Linked DNA regions of Homo sapiens: regions 1 and 2 are each linked to region 3. Evidence: read pairs that join two places in POLR2A ChIA-PET (ENCODE). Cell type or tissue: MCF 10A. All regions are shown on one strand. Links, peaks and the distances in the headings refer to the core of each region. The heading gives the core; the rest is flanking DNA.

Region 1 (5,434 bases), core at 1-4,000, 200 kb after region 3:
ACAGGCATGAGCTACCAAGCCCGGCCTATTTCAGTATTTTAAGAACTGATATGGTGGAACCAGTGCATACCAGCTAAATATAAATGCTGAAACGTTTTATTTTTTTTAAAAGATCAACTATGTCCTGACTACAGCCTAAGCAAAAGGGTTCCTGGTGGTTTCTGCCTGTCAACAGGGAAGATCTCACTTCACAGAGGCTGAAACTGGGGCTAGTTATGGATGCTGGGCCCTGAACAGGTAGAATTTCCTATCTTTTAGCTATAGTTTAAGCCAGAAGTTTTCAAACTTTTTGGTCTTAGGACTCCTTTATGCTTGTAAAAATTATTGAAAACCCCAAGGGAGTTTTGTTGCTATAGGTTGTATCAGTTAATATTTGCCACAATAGAAATTTAAACTGAGAAAATTTCAAAATAATTATTTTATTTAACAATGGCAATAATAAACCCAATTACATAAATTAACATAAGTAGCACACTTTTTGTGAAAAAGAACTACAGACTCTTGGTACAATTTGTTTTAGTCCATTCAGACTGCTATAATAAAATACCCTAGATGGCATGGCTTATAAACAATAGAAATTTATTTTTCACAGTTCTGGAGGCCGGAAAGTCCAAGATCAAGGGGCCAGCAGATTCAGCATTTGGTAAGGGCCCACTGCCGGGTTCACAGACCACCACGTTCTTGTTCCATCCTAACATGGTGGAAGAGATAAGAAAGCTCTCTGGGCTCTCTTTCGTAAGGATACAAATCCCACCCATGAGGGCTCTACCCTCATGACCAAATCACCTCCCGAAGGCCCCACCTCCCTGGGTTAGGATTTTAGCATGTGACTTCTTTTGTGTGTGGGTGGGGGGCCACAAACATTCAGTCTATTGCAGTTTCCAAAGCAACAGCCAAAAAAAAAAAAAAAAAAAAACTTATTGAGAAGAGTGGCCTTGTTTTCTATTTTCACAAATCTTTTTGATACCTGGTTTGATAGAAGAAAAATGGAGTCTCACATTTACTTCTGCATTCAGCCTGTTGTGATATGTTGTTTTGGTTGAAGTATGAAAAAGATTTTTCGGCCGGGCGCGGTGGCTCATGCCTGTAATCCCAGCACTTTGGGAGGCCAAGGTGGGCGGATCACCTGAGGTCGGGAGTTCGAGACCAGCCTGACCAACATGGAAGAAACCCCATCTCTACAAAAAGTGCAAAATTAGCCAGGCGTGGTGGCGCATGCCTGTAATCCCAGCTACTCCGGAGGCTGAGGCAGGAAAATCGTTTGAACCTGGGAGACAGAGGCTGTGGTGAGCCAAGATCACGCCATTGTACTCCAGCCTGGGCAATAAGAGCAAAACTCCATCTCGGAAAAAAAAAAAAAAAAGATTTTTCTTCACAGATATATGTAGATGGGAAAAGAAGGAGTATTTTAATATTTTCAGATAATTATGGATATTCTTCTTTGATACTACACCCAAACTGGACAAGTGATAAGTTTCTAGAAGTTGGAGTGAAATCTGAAACCACATCAGTAAATGTTTTATATTCTGTTACATCAAAATCTGTGGTCTGCCTTGTACTTTGCTTATATCTTTTATCCAAGCATGATTTTGTAATATTATACATTAGTCATTTGGAAAGGATAAGCTCACAGAGTTAGGCAGATCTTCTAAATGTGGACATATTTTATTATACAGTGTGAAAAATCACTTCCATTAATATTACCATTTATATCATCAGAAGTCTTTAGGTGTTGGGAAGCCGTCAAGCTCATAGTGGTGGAGGCAAGTTTTCCATAATTATAAATTTTCCTTAAAAGCTTGGATTTTATCACTGGGGAAAAATATTATCACTTATTTTCCTTGGAGTGACAAGACTTTGAGAAAAGTTCACCAAATTCCCAAGTATGAATAATTATGATTTGTTCATCAGTTGTTCTTTTAAGTGAAAATAGTGTTTCATGAAAAAAGTACGTAGTTCATTGTCCACCTCGATTGTATAAGCTCTTTCTCTTGAGACAACCTTCATACTTCAGTCTGCAGCAGAAGTGCTTTATGTGTATGTGTGCTTATAAGATAGCACTGACTAATAGGAATAATTTACACTGTGACTCATTGGGTTTGCTTCTTTGCTCTCCACACTCCTCAGGAATCTCAAGGGGCAAACGGCTCTCTGTGGGTGTTTCACTGAAGACTCGCCTCTCGGTCCTTACGTGTTCAGACGTGCTTCTCTGAGCTCTGCCTCCATCATTCACTGCTGAGAATATGGCCAGTTGAAATGCACTGGAGAATAGGAACCCATTTCTCTTACGGCATCTCCCATCAGCTTTCCAACAGTAACCTGATGGCTCCAAGGTTCCTGTTTACTTTGATTTACTTTTCCAAGACTTTAAAATACAAACTGTCCCCTTGTGTTTGCAAGGTGTTATTTATTTATTTTTCTTCTTCCCTGGACATAACTTCCAGGCCTTTCCTGGCATAGGTCAGTGTCTATCCTCGAGCTTCCTGTCCCCAGCTGCTGGAAGGACACTTTGCTCTAATTTTATTGCCGCTGGCCCACTTGTCCTACCATTTGGAACCAAGTTCCCTGGAATCTCAGGGGCCGCTTCTTCTACTTCCCCTTTTTACTTCTCTCCGTATGTCCTCTTATCTCTTTTCTGCTTGACCACAGTTTTCAAAGCTTAAATCTGTCTCCAGCCAGCCCAGCTCATGATGCCATTCCTTTTCGAATTCCTATGTCCTCACAAGAATTCAGTTCATCTCTATTTCATTGAGTGTGACCTTGTGCTTTCATCTTGTGGGGAGCCGTTGACTTGTCTAAGACCATAATTCATTTATTTGGGCCTTATAATGATATTGAGATCATCTGCTCCTTGCAGACAGGGCTATTTCTTTATTTCTCCCTCCTAGCCCAGTGAATGCCTTGCACATCATGTGAGCTTAACCATTACTGGCCGATAGTGCTATAAGTCTGGTTTGATTTTTGCTTTTCTGAAAGGAGCTGAAGCTTTAAGCATTTTCCCTGACCACGTATGTGGTCAGGGCTTTGGAAATATCTTGGTGTGTGTTCTTCAAAATGTCGGCATTTGAAGAAGTGGCGTCTCATGGGACCTCTGGTCTTTGGATGTCCTACATTTGGGGAATGAGATGTAAATGTATCCTTTGCTGGGGCCAGGTGGAGAGGAATTTAGTAGCTACAACTCTTATTTATTGATTAAACTCAGCTTTCGTGCACTTTCCAGCCAGAAACAGAGCTAGAAACCTTTTTACCCCGTGGATTTTATTTTCACCTATGGATTCAGATAGTCTACATTTCTTCATTCATTCAGAATGTATGAATTGAGCTCCTCCTATGTACTTGGCACTGGTCAGCTGCTCTGGAGGACCCAAAGGCATCTGATAGGTCACCATCCATTATGAGATATAAGTGTGCACACAGAGGGCTAGCATCTAGAAGGACCAGCTGCTTTGAGAAATAGCCCCAGGATGGTCTTGCCAGAAATAGGAGACCAGGGTGGAATTGGCTTTGTGTTCCCTGACCAATAACTCAGCAGGAGACTGGTTCTGTGCTGCTGTGGAAAAACCTCATTAAAGGGACAAATTGAGTGTAACTTCTCAGGAAAGAGCTGGAAAGCACCAGGCTTTGCTGGCCCTCCTGGTTTTTATGGAAGAGCACATGAACGACCTTCCTGAGTTGAGTGTTGGCAGGACTTAGAGTCCCATGCCTCTCATTTTGGGATATAAAAATAGCATGGGGGATAATAGGATGGTTCAGGGAAATCTTAGATCTTCCTCTCTGCAGGACCATGACAACCACTTCTGTGGGGTGTGTGTGGCAGTGGCTGTGCTCTGTGGCTGTGGTGAGGAGTTGGAGAAAGAGGTGCAGCTGATGTGGGTCCGTTCTTCACTCAACAACTAGAGTAATCTTTTAAAAATGCTTACTTCCTAAAGCCCTGTAATGATTATTAATTGTAGGAAGAATAAGTTGCATCACCTTTGATGAGGGCTGAAAGGCTGTGTTGGTTAGTTTCCACTGGGTTATGCTGGAGCAACATCACAAAGGCTTTTAGCCCTCAATGTGTATTTCTACTGCATACTGAAAGTCTGCGCTGCTTCACACGATATCTACAATCCAGGAACTGGGCTGAGGGAGCAGCTATTGTTTCCATCTTGTGGCAGAGGAAAAGAGAACAATAGCTGTAAGTCATAATGGCTCTTAAAGCTTCTTCTCAAATTGGTGCATGTTTATCACTTCTGCTCCTATTCCAGTGGTCCAAGCAAGTGAGACAGTCACTCATTGTCACTGTGGGATGGGACACAGAATCCCCCACTGGATAGCACTGCAAGCCACGGGGCAACGGACAGGCATGCATAGCCCTCTTATAGGGAGGGGCAGTGAATGATTGGGAACAAAGGCCCTTTGCCTCCTGGCCATGCCCAGCTCCCTGCCCTTTTCTCCCTCCACTCTCTGAAGCCTCTCATTCTGCTCTGACCCATCAGCTTGTGCTGTTCTCAAACACATCAGCTTTGTTCCTGCTTCAGAGCCTTTGCCTGCTCTTTCCTCTTTCGGGAATGCCCTCTTCACTTTGTTCAGCCCTCTTCCCCATATGTCACCTCTCCAGGGAGGCTTTCCCTAGCAGCCCATTCTACTCTTTCCCACTGCCTCTGCTTGGTTTTTCCTAATACACAGTATACATGGAACCTCATGTATACTAGGAAATACTAGATTACTCATTTGTTGTCTTTCTCTTCCAGTAAACTGTAAACATCCTGGGGGCAGGGACTTTGTCCTCTTTAGCCCCCTATCTGGTATACCAGATGCCTGACATCTGGTGGACTTTCAATAATTAGATGTTGAATGTGAATGGCTGGTCACCTGTGGGTCTCAAAGAAAAGAGGCTCCCAGCATGTGGAGAGTGACCACCCTTTTAGGAATAAGCACAACCTCTCCCTGCCTGGCTGCTTCTATCCTGCTAAAGATGCAGCAGCCACATGCATTCTTTTTAGGCCCCTGGATGGAGAATTTCTCTTCGTCTGTGAGCTTAGCCAGGAGTGGGTAGCAGGAGCCAGGCGGGATAAAGTGCCCACTCGGCAGCCCCTGTTGAATTAATAACAAGCTGCACCCTTCAGGAGCCCTGCTCTGTGAGTGCAGCAGGTGACCAAGTCCTGCCAAGGGCTGGGGGTGTCATGGGGAGGGGGCAGGGGAGGAGGAGGGGAGGTCAGCTGGGGTCTCACTGTAGCGTGCCCCTGTCCTTGCTTGGATCAGTGTTTACCTCAAAAATAGCAGGAAATGCAGCAGCTATTACAGGTGGGCGAGGGAAGCAGAAAATCCTGGCAGGCATCCCCAGAAGGCAGGAATCACACATGACCAGCACCTGGCTCTGTTTAGAGTCTTTGTGTACCCGGATGAAAATGAATCTGTCACATTGGCCACAGCCAGTGCTCCTTGGTGATTC
Region 2 (5,434 bases), core at 1-4,000, 210 kb after region 3:
TCACTGCTTGCCTACTTACCAGCAACTTGGACGTAGGTCATAGTCAACCCTAGTCCTGCTCTGGGGTCCCATGGTTAGTGCTGGGTGGAAGAATGGATGGATTCCTGTCACATTGGGTATTGTTCAGCCATTTCAGGAAGGACAGTTTGCCCAGGCAGATGGGACATAGCCCTTGGTTTAGTGAACTTGGCCTTGTTCTCCTATGATAGAATATGGGTCCACTCAAACGAGGCTTTGGGAAACCAAAAGCTCCCAGCCCCTTGGGCAGAGGTTCCATGGTCTGCAAGCCCTCTGAGATCAGAATTTCTTAGAATTCCCAGAGGATGTGATAAACATGAGATGGTTTCCAGGACATGTTGGCTGTATTTAGTGATCTAAAAGTGTGAATCTCACTCCAAAGAACCTTTTTCCAGCTTGGGGTATTGGGGTGGGGGCAAGTGGTGGTCTTACCCAGATACTCAAGGCAGAAGATAAACCACAAGTAGAAAGCTAAAACATTGAGCTCACTTCCTTGATGGTGTCTCTGAACTGCTTTTTTTTTTTTTTTTCCCTTCAGCCTTCCAAAATCTAATAATCACCTTGGAGAAATAGAGGAAGCTGTTTTATAACTCTTGGTTGAGTTGTTGTGAATCTACCTTGTTACATTCTTGCTTGTCAGTCATTCACTACTGGGTGCCCTCTGGGTGTTAGTAAATCCTTGACTACAATGGCAAGGAAGTGGGTGGCCACAGAATATACAAGAAGTCAGGCATCAGGGAGGATCAGCATGTGTCAGATCTGGAAAGGCCCTCAGAGATCACCTGATCAGTGATTTTGAAATGCATTTAGCTATGGGATTCTTGGCTAAGCAACATCTTACCTAGAAACCGAATTTGTACAGTAGATCAAAACAGAGCCCATCTGGCAGAAGCAGGGGATGAGGTTATATTGGCCACAGGCTTCTTCTCATCTCAGCTATCGGCTAAGACATCTCCAAGGAAACCAATGCTGGGTTTGAAAACCACTGATCAGTTTAGACAGAGGGAATGACTTGTACTAGGTCACCCAGGCCCTTAGAGACTCCGTGGTTTTAAGGGGGTCACATGGCCCAGTGACTTAGCCTGAATCCAAATCCAGAACTCCAGACTCCTAGTCCAGTGCCCTCTCCTGTACATCTTGCTCTCTATCTTAGACAGTGAGTCTCCATTGGCTCTTGGTGTGGAGCCTCCCCAGGAGAGGAAAAGGGGGTGATTTTTACTCTGAGATCTCCAGTGGCGTTGCTGAAACATTAAACCTACCTTTTTCCCCCCTTAACCAGAGTCACTGGCAGGATGAGTCATGAACTAAGGGTGTTGCCGGGAAGATTCACTTCTTAAGGAGCCTAGGGTATAAATGGATGGAAAATGAGTTATGGTGAAATTGGAACTAGGCCTGGGCTTTGTTAGGTGGGTGATAGGAGCCACAGGACATAGGTGCAAAGAGCTGGCCAACTCCCCAGAGCTACCTGCTACTCCTGTATTGAAGGGTAATTAGTCAGTTGTCGCGAAGTCTGGCTGCATAACAAACAACCTCAACTCTCAGTGGCTTACAAAGCAACAGTTTCTTTCTTCCTTATGTCACCTGGGCTGTGCGTTGGCTGTGGTTCTGCTCCACATACTTTCTCGTTTTGTGATCTGCCTGTTTTATTGTGGTTGAGAACAGCAAGAGGCTGAGCCAAATTGTATAGTCACATTTACAACTTCTGTTCAGACCTGGCATCCTTCATGTCTGCTCACACTCTGTTGGCCAAAATCAGTCACGTGGCAATGCCTGGCAGTGGGGCCAGGCCTTTGTGAGTCACAAGGCAAGGGAGATGGGTTATATAGTTCTCTTAAAGACAGGGTGAGGGTGGTAACTGTTAACGAATGCATTGTACCAGAATGGGTGTTTTGGGGTGATTGGTGGAAGATATATAGGATGTTTATCTCCCTAGGTATATAGGATGTTTATCTCCCTAGGACATAGTCTTTGGAGACAGAAAGACTTTTTAAGAATTCTGGATCCTAAGTCTTGGAGACATTGAGAAAGTCAGATCCTTGATTCCCAAACAATGCCATGTATCCCTTGTGGGTAACTTCTGTTTGCATTTTTCTCCTCCATAAGAGGATATGCACCTGAGCTGGCTTGCAGAGGCAGTGATGGGCATCTCCTGGTGGGGCTGGCTGGGTTTGGGGCCCAGAGGGGCCCAAGAAGCACCGCTGACGAACAATGCTTTAAGACTATGCTTTTCAGGGAAGCAGGAGGGTAGGAGAGCTGGAATGGTCATTCCTACTACCCTCCCCTCACCACTTGCCAGAAATTGTATGTTTTGTACATTATGGTATTACTTTGACAGATGAAAAATCAAAACTGAATCTCCTTAAGATACCGAGCCTCCAAATGCCTCCACCTTCCCAGTGGAAATCAATGGATGCCTTCTTTAATGGAGGTGTTAGTATTTTTGATGGTATTGATTTCTAATAAGTCAAGAATCAGGAAATCCCACTCTATGGGATCATTAGAGATTTGGATCTAGGTTACTAGGAAAAGTGTTGCTGCTAACCTTTGTCAGCAGCTCCTGGCTCAGCAGAAACCTTCACATAAATCACCTATAGGCTTCCAGGTGGCCTTTGATCAGACAAATGCCACTTAAGGACTTGCTTTTGCTCCTGGCTGCTCTTGAGTCTACCTCCTGCAGGAAATTCCATACTGGCTGGCTGCTTGTTCTTCCATAGCTTCTGAGGCCCGAATGTCAAAAGGAAGCTGTCCTCCAGGCTGTTGGGTAAGGAGAGCAGGAATTCAGGCAAAAAGAGGCCTAAGCAGGATCCAGGAAGCTGCACTCATTTTCCCATTCAAATGACCTTCTCTGGTAGTGCACAACTAATCACGGAAGGTGGAACACGTAATCAAAATGTACTCACATCCACTCTGCAGAAAAACAAGCCGGTGCTAGGTCACTTCAGAGGGGTCTGAAGAATGGAAGGGGTTCAAAGTGGTCTGTTCATCAGGACCTTTTGTTCCTCTGAATTTTCTCAAATTTCTATTTTTTCCAAACTTTTTATTTCAAAAGATTTCAAGTTTACAAAAAAGTTGCAAGAATAATGCAAGGAACATCTGTATATCCTTCACCTAGACTCACCATTGTTAACATTTTGCCATATTTCTCTTATCTTTCTTTCTATATATACTTGTTATCTCCCTGAACCATTTGAGAATTAGTTACAGCCATTAAGCCCTCTAAGCACTTCTGCAGATCGAAGACACCTCTCAAGAAAGACATCTCCCAAGAGCAGAGATATTCTCCTGCAGAACCACAATGTATTTATCACACTCAGGGGAATTAATGTCAATACAATAGTGTTACTTACAATCCTCAGTCAGAGTTGCCTGCTGGTCCCAAGGATGTTCTTCATAGTGAGGCTTGGCTACTTGGGCCAAATCCTGCTCACTGCTTGTTTTCATAAATAAAGTTTTATTGGAGCACAGTCCCACTCATTGATTTACATATTGTCTCTGGTTGCTTCTGCACTACAGCTGCAGAGTTGAATATTTGGGAGAAAGGCTGTATATTCCTCAAAGTCTAAAATATTTTACTATTTGACTCTTTAAGAAAAAGTTTCCCAACCTGTGCATTAACGTTTGTGTAATCCAGTATCTAATCAAGGCTCATGCTTTGCATATGTTTTTAATTTAAAAAAATATATGTGATCCCTAACTTATGAACATTCTTTACATACAAATGACAACAGGTTTCCTATGTTCTGCATGCTCCATCCATATCTCTCATCAATTCCCTGTAAGGTCCCAGCTCTATGGAACTACCTAGTGACATGAGTATTTAGGTGCCATATCCTTGTTCTTTGTTCCTGCGGTTTCCTTTGCTCAAAACACTTCTCTACACTGTCTTAAAGATTTAGTGCAAGCACCATCTCTTGGAAACCTCCAAAACCTTTTTAACTTCCTGTTCTCAAGACCCCTTTACCCACCATCTGGTTGTCTAAGCTCCCAAGACCGACTGGATTTTCTGATGTTGTAGCACTGACCACACAAGTGCATTGATCTATTTTCTGTTAGTCTCACCCACTAGTTTGTGGAGGCCTTGAGGGCAGGGTCCATGTTTTATTCATCTGTGTCTCCTTGGTGCCTAATATAAGGTCCTAAAATGCTCAGCCATTGTTTACTGAATGAATGAATGGATTCCTCCATGGTGCAGGGGCTCCTCTCCTATTCTTAGGACCATCTTGTGGAATTTCCAGCCTCCTTTTTCTTCTGCTCCTTCCTTTCCCAGTGCTTGCATTTGGGGCACTTACCCTCATGCTTAGAGGCCTTAGATCAATCTAATGCAGGAACCAAAATGAGAGATGGAAGAAAGCAGGGTGGACTACTGAAGCCACAGGCATACCAGAACCCTTCCCACCACTGCTCCTCTGCCACCGCCAGTCCTGTTCCAGCCCTTCACCACTCTTTTCCAGACTGTGGTAATCATTTGGTGATTGCTTAGAGTTGGGGATCCCAGCCACCCCTATGTGGCAGGTAGCATTAGCAGGCGACAGAAGGAGCACTGAGTGTGCTGAGCATCATCTCACTTGACCCTTATAGACCTCTGGGAACAGGGCACTGTCCCCATGCTCCAGATGAGGCAGTGGAGGCAAACAGTGATGGTCTTATGGTTAGGAAGTGTCAGAACCAGTGTACATACTGGGAGCTGGTGGTTCCACAGCCCCTTTCCAGTCACTTGCAGTGTTCACTAATTTCCCTTGGGAGCAGTGGTGTATCCCTGGCACCCCGAGTTTAACCTGTGAAGGAATATATTATCTTCTGCAGTGCTGGAGTTTGGGGTTAGGGTCTAGATCAGGGCTGTCCAATAGAGCAAGCATTCTGTGGGGAGGGAGATGTTCTAGACCTATTCTGTTCACTATGGTATCGAGCAGACACAGGCCACTTATGAACACTTGAAATGTAGCTAGTTTGACTTATTTAATTGTAATTAACATATTTAATTTAAATAGCCATGTGTGGCTAGTGCCTACCAACAGCACAACCTAGAGTAAAGGTTGACCAGGGATAGTCTAGGCAAATGTGCTGTGTGGGTTGACTGGCTGGATACTTCTTGGGTTAGCAGGGTTTTCATAGATAAGTTGGTATTAAATTCCAACCAACATCATTAGCTACCAATTTGTTCTGGAATTGGGGGCTGCCTGCATTGCCACCGTGCTGATGAGCTCTGACAGTTTTCAGGTTTGCCTTTGAGGCAAATGACTCTTTCAGCCCTCAAATAAGGCAGATAAAATGCATAGGGCCGTGGGGAAGAAAAGAAGGGAGGCATGGATGAGAAGACCCAGGGGGGTCTCATGTGATGGAGCTATTTTATGTGCATTCTAGTTCTGCTCTTCTGAGTGAGCACTTGCCTGGAATCCTTCCGGGGATTTGGGTTCTC
Region 3 (8,112 bases), core at 2,500-6,499:
TCAGATTGTGTTTGATTAATAATGATTAATCTCATGATTTTGTATAAATGGCTTAAATCTGTGAAACCATTTGCCAAATAAATTAGATCCACCAGCAAAGTTCAAAATTTCTTCCAGCAGAGGCAGTGTTGGGTAGAGAGCAGATTCAGAACATCCCCACTTCCTATGTGACCTCCTGCAAGTAACTAGTCTCCTAGGGACTCTGTTTCCTCATCCGTAAAGTAGGGGGTGGAAAGGATGACATCAAAGGGTCCTGCCTGCTTTGAGAGTCTACGATCTTCTGGAGTCCGAGTGGATCTGCATGTGAACAGAGGAGATCCAGAGATGGGCACCTTCACAAGAACGATCCTGTCACTGGCTAGTTGGAACCAACTAAAAGGACACTGTTAAATGACATTTAGAGAACATGGGTTTGATCAGACAGTTGTGATCCAAATCCTGGCTCTGCCAGTTGCTAACTGTATAATAATCTTCGAAAGTCACTTAAATGCTCTGAACCTCCACTTTCTTAGTAGATAACCCGAAGATATGCTGTGGGTGCTAAAAAGTCATAGTTATATCCTTGACATGTGTTAGCTGCCTAATGAATGGTAACAATTTTCATTAGTCATTGTTGTGGGTTGAATTGCATCACCTGACAATTCGTATGTTGAAGTCCTCATCCCCAGTGCCCTACTTAGAGAGTGACTTTATTTGGAGATAGGATCTTTATAGAGGTAATCAAGTTAAAATGAGGTCATTCTGGTGGAGCCTAATCCAATATGACTGGTGTTTTTATAAAAAGGAGAAATTTGGACACAGAGACATGCGTGAAGAGAAGACAATGTGGAGAGACATAGGGAGAAGGTGCCATCCGTGCCAAGGACACAGGCCTAGAACAGATCCTTCTGCACAGCCCTGAAAAGGAACTCACCTACTGATACCCTAATGTTAGACTTTCAGCCTCCAAACCATGGACAATGAATTTCTGTTGTTTAAACCAGCAGTCCCCAACCTCTTTGGCACCACGGGCTGGTTTTATGAAAGATAATTTTTTCACCAGGGTTGGGGGGTTGCAGGGGAATGGTTTCAAGATGATTCAAGCACATTACATTTATTATGCACTTTATTTCTATTATTATCACGTTTAATATATAATGATATAATTATACAACTCACCATAAGGTAGAATCAGTGGGAGCCCTGAGCTTGTTTTCCTGCAACTAGGTGGTCCCATCTGAGGGTGATAGGAGACAGGGACAGATCATCAGGCATTAGATTCTTTTTTTTTTGGGAGACAGAGTCTTACTCTGTCGCTGAGGCTGGAGTACAGTGGCGTGATCTTGGCTCACCGCAACCTCCGCCTCCCGGGTTCAAGAGATTCTCCTGCTTCAGCCTCCCGAGTAGCTGGGATTACAGGCATGCACCACCACGCCCAGCTAAATTTTGTATTTTCAGTAGAGATGGGGTTTCACCATGTTGGCCAGGATGGTCTCGATTTCCTGACCTCGTGATCCCCCTGCCTCTGCCCCCCAAAGTGCTGAGATTATAGGTGTGAGCCACCATACCCGGCCTAGATTCTTATAAGGAGCATGTAACTTAGAGTGGTACTGGTCTGTTGCCTGGGGGTTGGGGACCCCTGGTTTAAACCACTCAGTTTTTGGACTTTGTTTCAGCAGCCCTAGAAAACTAATATAGTTATTTTCATGCCATTCTGTTGCCACCTTCCCCTGTTCTGGATGTGCCTTGTAACACCTACTAAGTAACTTGTAACACCTAGCAAGTCTGTGGTCATGGCTCTATGTTCACTGCCTCAACTGTTCCAGAGTGGTCAGCAGGCCCTTGGGAAGTCATAAAAATAGTATTTATTGACGTTTTCAGTACTTTATACACATTTCATTAGATAAACTCTCACAACAACTCTCTGAGAAAGATACTATTATTGTCCCCATTTTATACCTGAGAAAATTGAGGCACAGATATGTTTAGTAACTTATCTCACATCTATGAAGTGGTACAGCCAGGAGGTGAATAGGTCCAGACACTTTGACCCCAGAGTCCTTGACCTTCGTTCTCACAGTGAGCTCTTAGTAGCCCCCATGCAGACAAGCTTAGAGATGACTGGAGTTGAAGGAATAGTAAGTCTGGATGGCCACTGCTCATCAGTAGGACTCTTGGCAGCAGGATGAAGCTGAAATCTCCATGCCTCTGCAGTGGCCTCTGAGGATCTACCACATGGCATCACTGGAAAATGCTGGACAAAATGCCCTGCCCTGCCATCTGCAGATCACTGAGCCCGCCAAGGTATCTCACTGGTCACAGCTCAGAACTGTTGCTCTCATTTTAGGTTCTGTCCCTTTTATCTTTCAGGCTTTCCCAAAGCTGCCCCTGATGAGTTTTTTGGTTTTCTGCCCACGGAACTCATGTAGAGAACCACTATGGAGGTGCAGAATGCCATAACAATGAACAGTGTGGGAGGCCGCAGTGGCACAGTGGCTCACGCCTGTAATCCCAGCACTTTGGGAGGCCAAGGCAGGTGGATCACCTGAGGTCAAGAGATCGAGACCATCCTGGCCAACACGGTGAAACCTAGTTTCTACTAAAAATACAAAAATTAGCCAGGCATGGTGGTGGGTGCCTGTAGTCCTAGCTACTCAGGAGGCTGAGGCAGGAGAATCACTTGAACCCAGGAGGCGGAGGTTGCAGTGAGCCGAGATTGCACCACTGCACTTCAGCCTGGTGACAGAGCGAGACTCCATCTCAAAAAAAAAAAAAAAAAAAAAGAGTGTAAGCCCTGATGTCAAATGTCTGGATTTGGATCCTGGCTCTGTTCCTTCCAGTCTGTGTGAACTCAGGTGACTCATTTAACTTCAGATCATCACCTGTAAAATGGTGATAACAATGGTACTTATAGGGTTGTTCTGGTGGGGATTTAAACGAACACATGTATGCCTCTTGGACCAAACTTGAAGAGTACTTAATACATGTTGACTTTTATTATACAATCAGTGGGATGGGATAGAGTGCTATAGTGGTAACTGTCTAGAAGTGCATTTATTCCAGAAAGAGGACTGAACTGTATCCGGTTTATAGTAATGAATTCATAAAATTTCAATAACTTGCCATCCATATTACAAAAGAAACACAGAACTTGATACGTATGTAGTTATTTTAGGACATTTACAGTTTGGTAGAAAATGTGCATGGTGTACAGTGGCATATCATAAAGATTTGTTGAATGAATGAGTGAAATGTGAGATAAAGCCAGCCATGAGACATCCTGGTTCCTGGCACTGCACGAGGTGGGAAGCACAGGCTGGCAGAGAGATGCTTGGGCAGCTATGATAAAAGCGGGACTGCTCAGTTGTCCAAATCCCCAATTCTGGAGAATGAGGTAGTTCTGACCCAGTCCAGAACAGAAGGTAGAGGAGTGAGAGAGTGGCATGAATCTCAAGAATCTCACCATCATTGTCAGTGGGGGTGCTGGCACCAAGGCTGGTGCTGAGCTGGAGGGAGCAAAGAGAAGAGGGCGGAGCCCTGGTCAGTTGGGCTCCAGTCCAAGTGGGGAACTAAAGGGAAAGCCAGGGACCTAGAGCCTGTCAGATAGACAGAAAGACTGTTCTATGGAAATTAGGGATGACCAATGGCTCTGTGCTCATTTAGGGATCCCTGCATCACTCAAGGGATCTCTCGAGATAGTCATGGGGCAGCAGAAGCAGAAACACTGCAAACTCTGATCACCATGTGAGCCACGCCTGACCCCATGTGGGTGAAACCTGATCCTACAGTGGTTCCCATGTGACTGAGGCCTGATTCCATGTGAGTGAAGCCTGATCATCATGTGAGTGAAGCCTGATCATCATGTGAGTGAAGCCTGATTCCATGTGAGTGAAACTTGATCCCATGTGATTGACGGCTGACTCCATGTGAGTGAAGCCTGATCATCATGTGAGTGAAGCCTGATCATCATGTGAGTGAAGCCTGATTCCATGTGAGTGAAACCTGATCCCATGTGATTGACGGCTGACTCCATGTGAGTGAAGCCTGATCATCATGTGAATGAAGGCTGATCCCATGTGAATGAAGGCTGATCCCACATGATGAAGCCTGATTACCATGTGAATGAAGACTGGTTCCATGTGGGTGAAGCCTGGTTCCATGTGAGTGAAGCCTGATCCCATATGAGTGAAGCCTGATTACCATGTGAATGAAGCCTGATTCCATGTGTGTGAAGCCTGGTTCCATGTGGGTGAAGCCTGATCCCATGTGAGTGAAGCCTGCTTCTCTGTGAATGAGACCTTATCACCATGTAAGCTGAGCCTGCCTCCTGTGCACTGAGGGCAGGTCCTCACACCTGGCAGCTGGGAGAGCATGCCAAGGACTGGGCTCCAGCTTGCATATTGCAAGACAAAGGGACCACACCCAAGCCCAGTGAGAACAGGCAGTTCCATTCTGAATAGACAGAAGGGACATGCAGCTTGCGTTGGCAACCTTCTGCCTCCTGCATTTCTTAAAGTGGAGTCGATTAATGGCTTTCCAGAAGCAAGGGAAAGATTTCTACTGTGCTCATCATGAAGAAGTGTAAATTGTTACAATCTTTTCAGAGGGTGATTTTGCAGAATTATCAGTACATAAAAGATGGTAATTGCAATGTTGTTTGTGGCAGTGAAAAAGTGGAAATGGTCTAAATGCCATCAACAGAGGACTGGTTAAAAAACTGGAAGTACCTTTGTACTATGGAATAATATGCATTAACTAAAGGTGAGGAAGTAAATACGTATGCATAGACATGGAGAGGTGACCACATTATCACATTATATTAAATGAAAAAAGCAGGTTTCAGAAGAATGCATCAGTATCAGCTCATATGTATAAAAAAGAGTTAAATGCATGTAATGTAAATGTCTGAGTAATGCATGGAACAGACCCAAAAGGATGCAAACCAAATAAATGGTAGTTAATTCTAGAAAGAGGGATTGATGGGAGATGGGAGAGAGAGGAAAGGAAACAGGGAATTTCACTTTCTATGTAATAGGTTCCTGTACTATTTGCTTGTCATGTTTTGTGTTATAATAAGCATGTACTACACCTTGCTTTTAAAAGATGTAAAAAAGAATCTCAAAATAAAACTTTGTTATGTTAGTATTCGGGTTTTATGTTTTCTTGGTTGGCTTCAGGTTTAGAGCAAGTTGCTTGTTTAGATAAAATAATATTGTGTGGCTTTTTAAAGACACCAAGAGCCTGTGGAGAGGCTGGCAGTGAGGTTGAGATTTATCAGGAGGTCAGAGGGGTGGTCCTACTTCTCCCTAGCAGGGGGGGTTTGGGCAAGAGAGAACTTCCCAGGTGTGTCACTCACTGGGGTGTGAAGTCCATTCATTGGCCACCTTGAAGGGCATCCAGTGGGCACTCATTGGGCACTAGGAATTATATTCAGCACAGTGTCAGACCTCATGCTGGGCTTAGCTTGGAGCACTCTGTGGGGAATTGAGCTGAGCATGGCATAGAACTCTTGGCCAGATTGTATGTTTGGGATGGCTGAGGTCATCTCACTGGTCATTGCCCAGGCAGCACTACCTTATAACTCCCTGGGCTGAGGGTGGTCACTGCATAGAGCACTTGAGTGGATAATGCATTAGGCACTGGATGGAATCCTATGTGCACCACTGCACAGGACACCTTGTAGAATTCTTACTGGATCCTACACAGAATGTGACTTTCAGCATCATAGTTGACACCATGCAAAACTCTGAACTGGTCTGTGGGAAGCACCCTTTCTGGGCACTACCATTACCCCAATAATGGGCATGAGCGGGCAGCTGAAGAGGCTAGTTCTTGTATCCCAGACCCACTCAGTAGACACCTTCCAGGAGCAGAGCCTATTCTATGGAGGAAACTGCGCTACAGGCCGACCAGGGCAGCCACGTCCCAGGCACTGGGGAAGGGAGGGAAAGCAGTAGAGCCCACTCACATATGCTGCCTCCTTCTTGCTGCCAGAAAGGCTGCAGGGCTTTGAAAAGATTCGTTTGCACAGTGAAACTCTGAGTAAATAGAAGCCACCGTCAATGGTGCGTGTACATCTGAGAGGAGCGTGTGGAGTGAAGGCAAACATTTCCCAAAGAGCTTGGAAGGAAAGTGATGCTCTGAGGTAGGTCTGTGCCAGGCTTGCTGCAGCTTGGATGGCAGACCCTTGACTGGGGGTGTGCCTTGGCCTGCGGAAGTTCCCATCCACATGAGTTGCTTTAGTGCCTATTACATCTCACATAAGAGGCAGTAAAGACAATCAAATATCTCAAGTGGCTCCTGAGACCCTTCCTGAGAGTTGCTGCACCCTCAATGCCAAGATCAAAGCCAGCCCACAGGAGATAAGATGCAGGATGGCCGGTTGCGCACCCTCATTAGTAAAGAGATGATTCCACGTATTTCAGGTTTACAGAGATTTAGAGTTGCCCCTCAGTAACCAAGAAATAACCACATTTCGTAGATTGAGGAATCACTTGGGAATGCTCAAGCAGAATACTGTGTCTGCTGAATTTAGGAGACCCACAGGAGAGGTGGCGTTCACCCCTCCTAACACCAAAATGCAACCAGAGGCATTTTGGACCAGCTAGGGCAGCTCTTTCTGTGATTAAGGAAGGCAGGTGTCTGTGCCTGGGAATTCTCTCACTCTAAACTAAGGAAAGTTACTCACACTTTTACCCAAATTCTTCATCTGAGCTGAGAAGAAAATGTTGGCTCTTCGTGCTGCTCCACTTGGCTCAGTCTCCTCATTGTTCCCCAAATATGATGAGTGTTCCATTTCCCTGGTTTTGTCTCCTCAAACTCTCCTTTCTAATAGCTTTTAAAAATACAGGTAAAATTTGCATAACATAAAATTAACAGTTAACCATTTAAAGTGTACAATTCAGTGGCATTTAGTAATTCAGTAGTTGTGCAACCATCATCTCTGTCTAGTTCCAAGTCATTTTTATCACCCTCAAAGGAAACTGTACCCATTAAGCAGTCATTTGCCTTTCACCGCTTTCCCAGGTCCCTGGCAAACACTGGTCTGCTTTCTGTCTCTATGGATTTACCTACTCTGGATATTTCATATAAATAGAATCATACAATACATGACGTTTTGTGCCTGGCTTCTTCTACTTAGCATAATGTTTTTGAGGTTCATCCACTTTGTCTTAGTAGCTTTTTATGGACACTGTGGTATAGAAAGAATGTAGTCTTCGGAGTCAGAGAGACCTGGGTTTTCATTCTGGCTCAGCCATTTACTAGCTGTGTGTTCTGGGAAAGTTATTTACCCTTTCTGAGCTTCAGTTCTCATTCATGAAATGAGAAGAATAATCCCTACCTCATATATAGTTGTGAGGATTAACAGATAATATACGTAAAATCACCTGATGTTGTATCTGGCACATAGTAGGCACTCTCTAAATGTTTGAGGCATAAGGATGAAGTTAAATATGAGAGCACGATGTTCATAGTATGTTAATTCCTTGTCTTTGCCCCTTATTTATGCATATTTTTCTGTGAACGCTTTCCTGCCTAGTGGCAGCTTTTTTCTCTGAATTCCTTCACCCTCCCTTCCCCTTATCTGAATAATTTACCTTACACTGAACATTCACTGCCTTGTTCCTTTGTCAAGTAGGTTTATTTTTTTCTTGTGTGTGCATACTATCAACCCAACTAGACTGCACATTTTCTTGAGGTCAGGAGACATTTTCTTCCTCCAGGACACATATATTCCAGATTTTCCAGGATAGTCCCATTTTTAAACAATCTCTCTCTCTCTCTCTTTTTTTTTTTTTTTCTGGACAGAGTCTTGCTCTGTCACCCAGGCTGGAGTGCAGTGGCACTATCCTGGCTCACTGCAACCTCCGCCTCTCAGGTTCCAGTGATTCTCCTGCCTCAGCCTCCCAAGTAGCTGGAACTACAGGCACTTGCCGCCACACCCAGCTAATTTTTGTATTTTTAGTAGAGACGGGGTTTCGGCATTTGGCATGTTAGCCAGGCTGGTCTCCAACTCCTGACCTCTAGCAATCCACCTGCCTTGGCTTCCCAAAGTGCTGGGATTACAGGCATGAGCCATTGCGCCCAGCCAACAATCACTTATGTAGTCCCCCTAAACCATCGGGATATCAT

Evidence for each region. ChIA-PET counts read pairs that join two places held together with the same protein. Peaks named below come from ENCODE experiments on the same cell type or tissue, not always from the same donor. Only the 100,000 strongest peaks of a DNase experiment are listed, where the experiment ranks them.
Region 1: POLR2A ChIA-PET joins it to region 3 with 6 read pairs; 1 of 35 experiments calls an interaction of 5 or more read pairs at or near these places.
Region 2: POLR2A ChIA-PET joins it to region 3 with 5 read pairs; 1 of 35 experiments calls an interaction of 5 or more read pairs at or near these places.

The regions. Positions count from the first base shown.
Region 1 is chr11:11,581,284-11,586,717 of GRCh38, reverse strand. The region is part of intron 1 of GALNT18 (polypeptide N-acetylgalactosaminyltransferase 18); the gene reads left to right. Among named protein-coding and RNA genes, the nearest start is that of GALNT18-AS1, 14 kb to the right of the region's middle. In MCF 10A, for the core only: no CTCF peak of the experiment used is centred there; a DNase peak (open chromatin) is centred at 2,137.
Region 2 is chr11:11,564,362-11,569,795 of GRCh38, reverse strand. The region is part of intron 1 of GALNT18 (polypeptide N-acetylgalactosaminyltransferase 18); the gene reads left to right. Among named protein-coding and RNA genes, the nearest start is that of GALNT18-AS1, 2.9 kb to the left of the region's middle. RefSeq lists an enhancer at 1,745-1,794. In MCF 10A, for the core only: no CTCF peak of the experiment used is centred there; DNase peaks (open chromatin) are centred at 755, 1,335 and 1,765.
Region 3 is chr11:11,778,983-11,787,094 of GRCh38, reverse strand. MIR8070 (microRNA 8070) reads left to right here and starts at 3,873; the gene lies at 3,873-3,960. In MCF 10A, for the core only: no CTCF peak of the experiment used is centred there; a DNase peak (open chromatin) is centred at 4,374.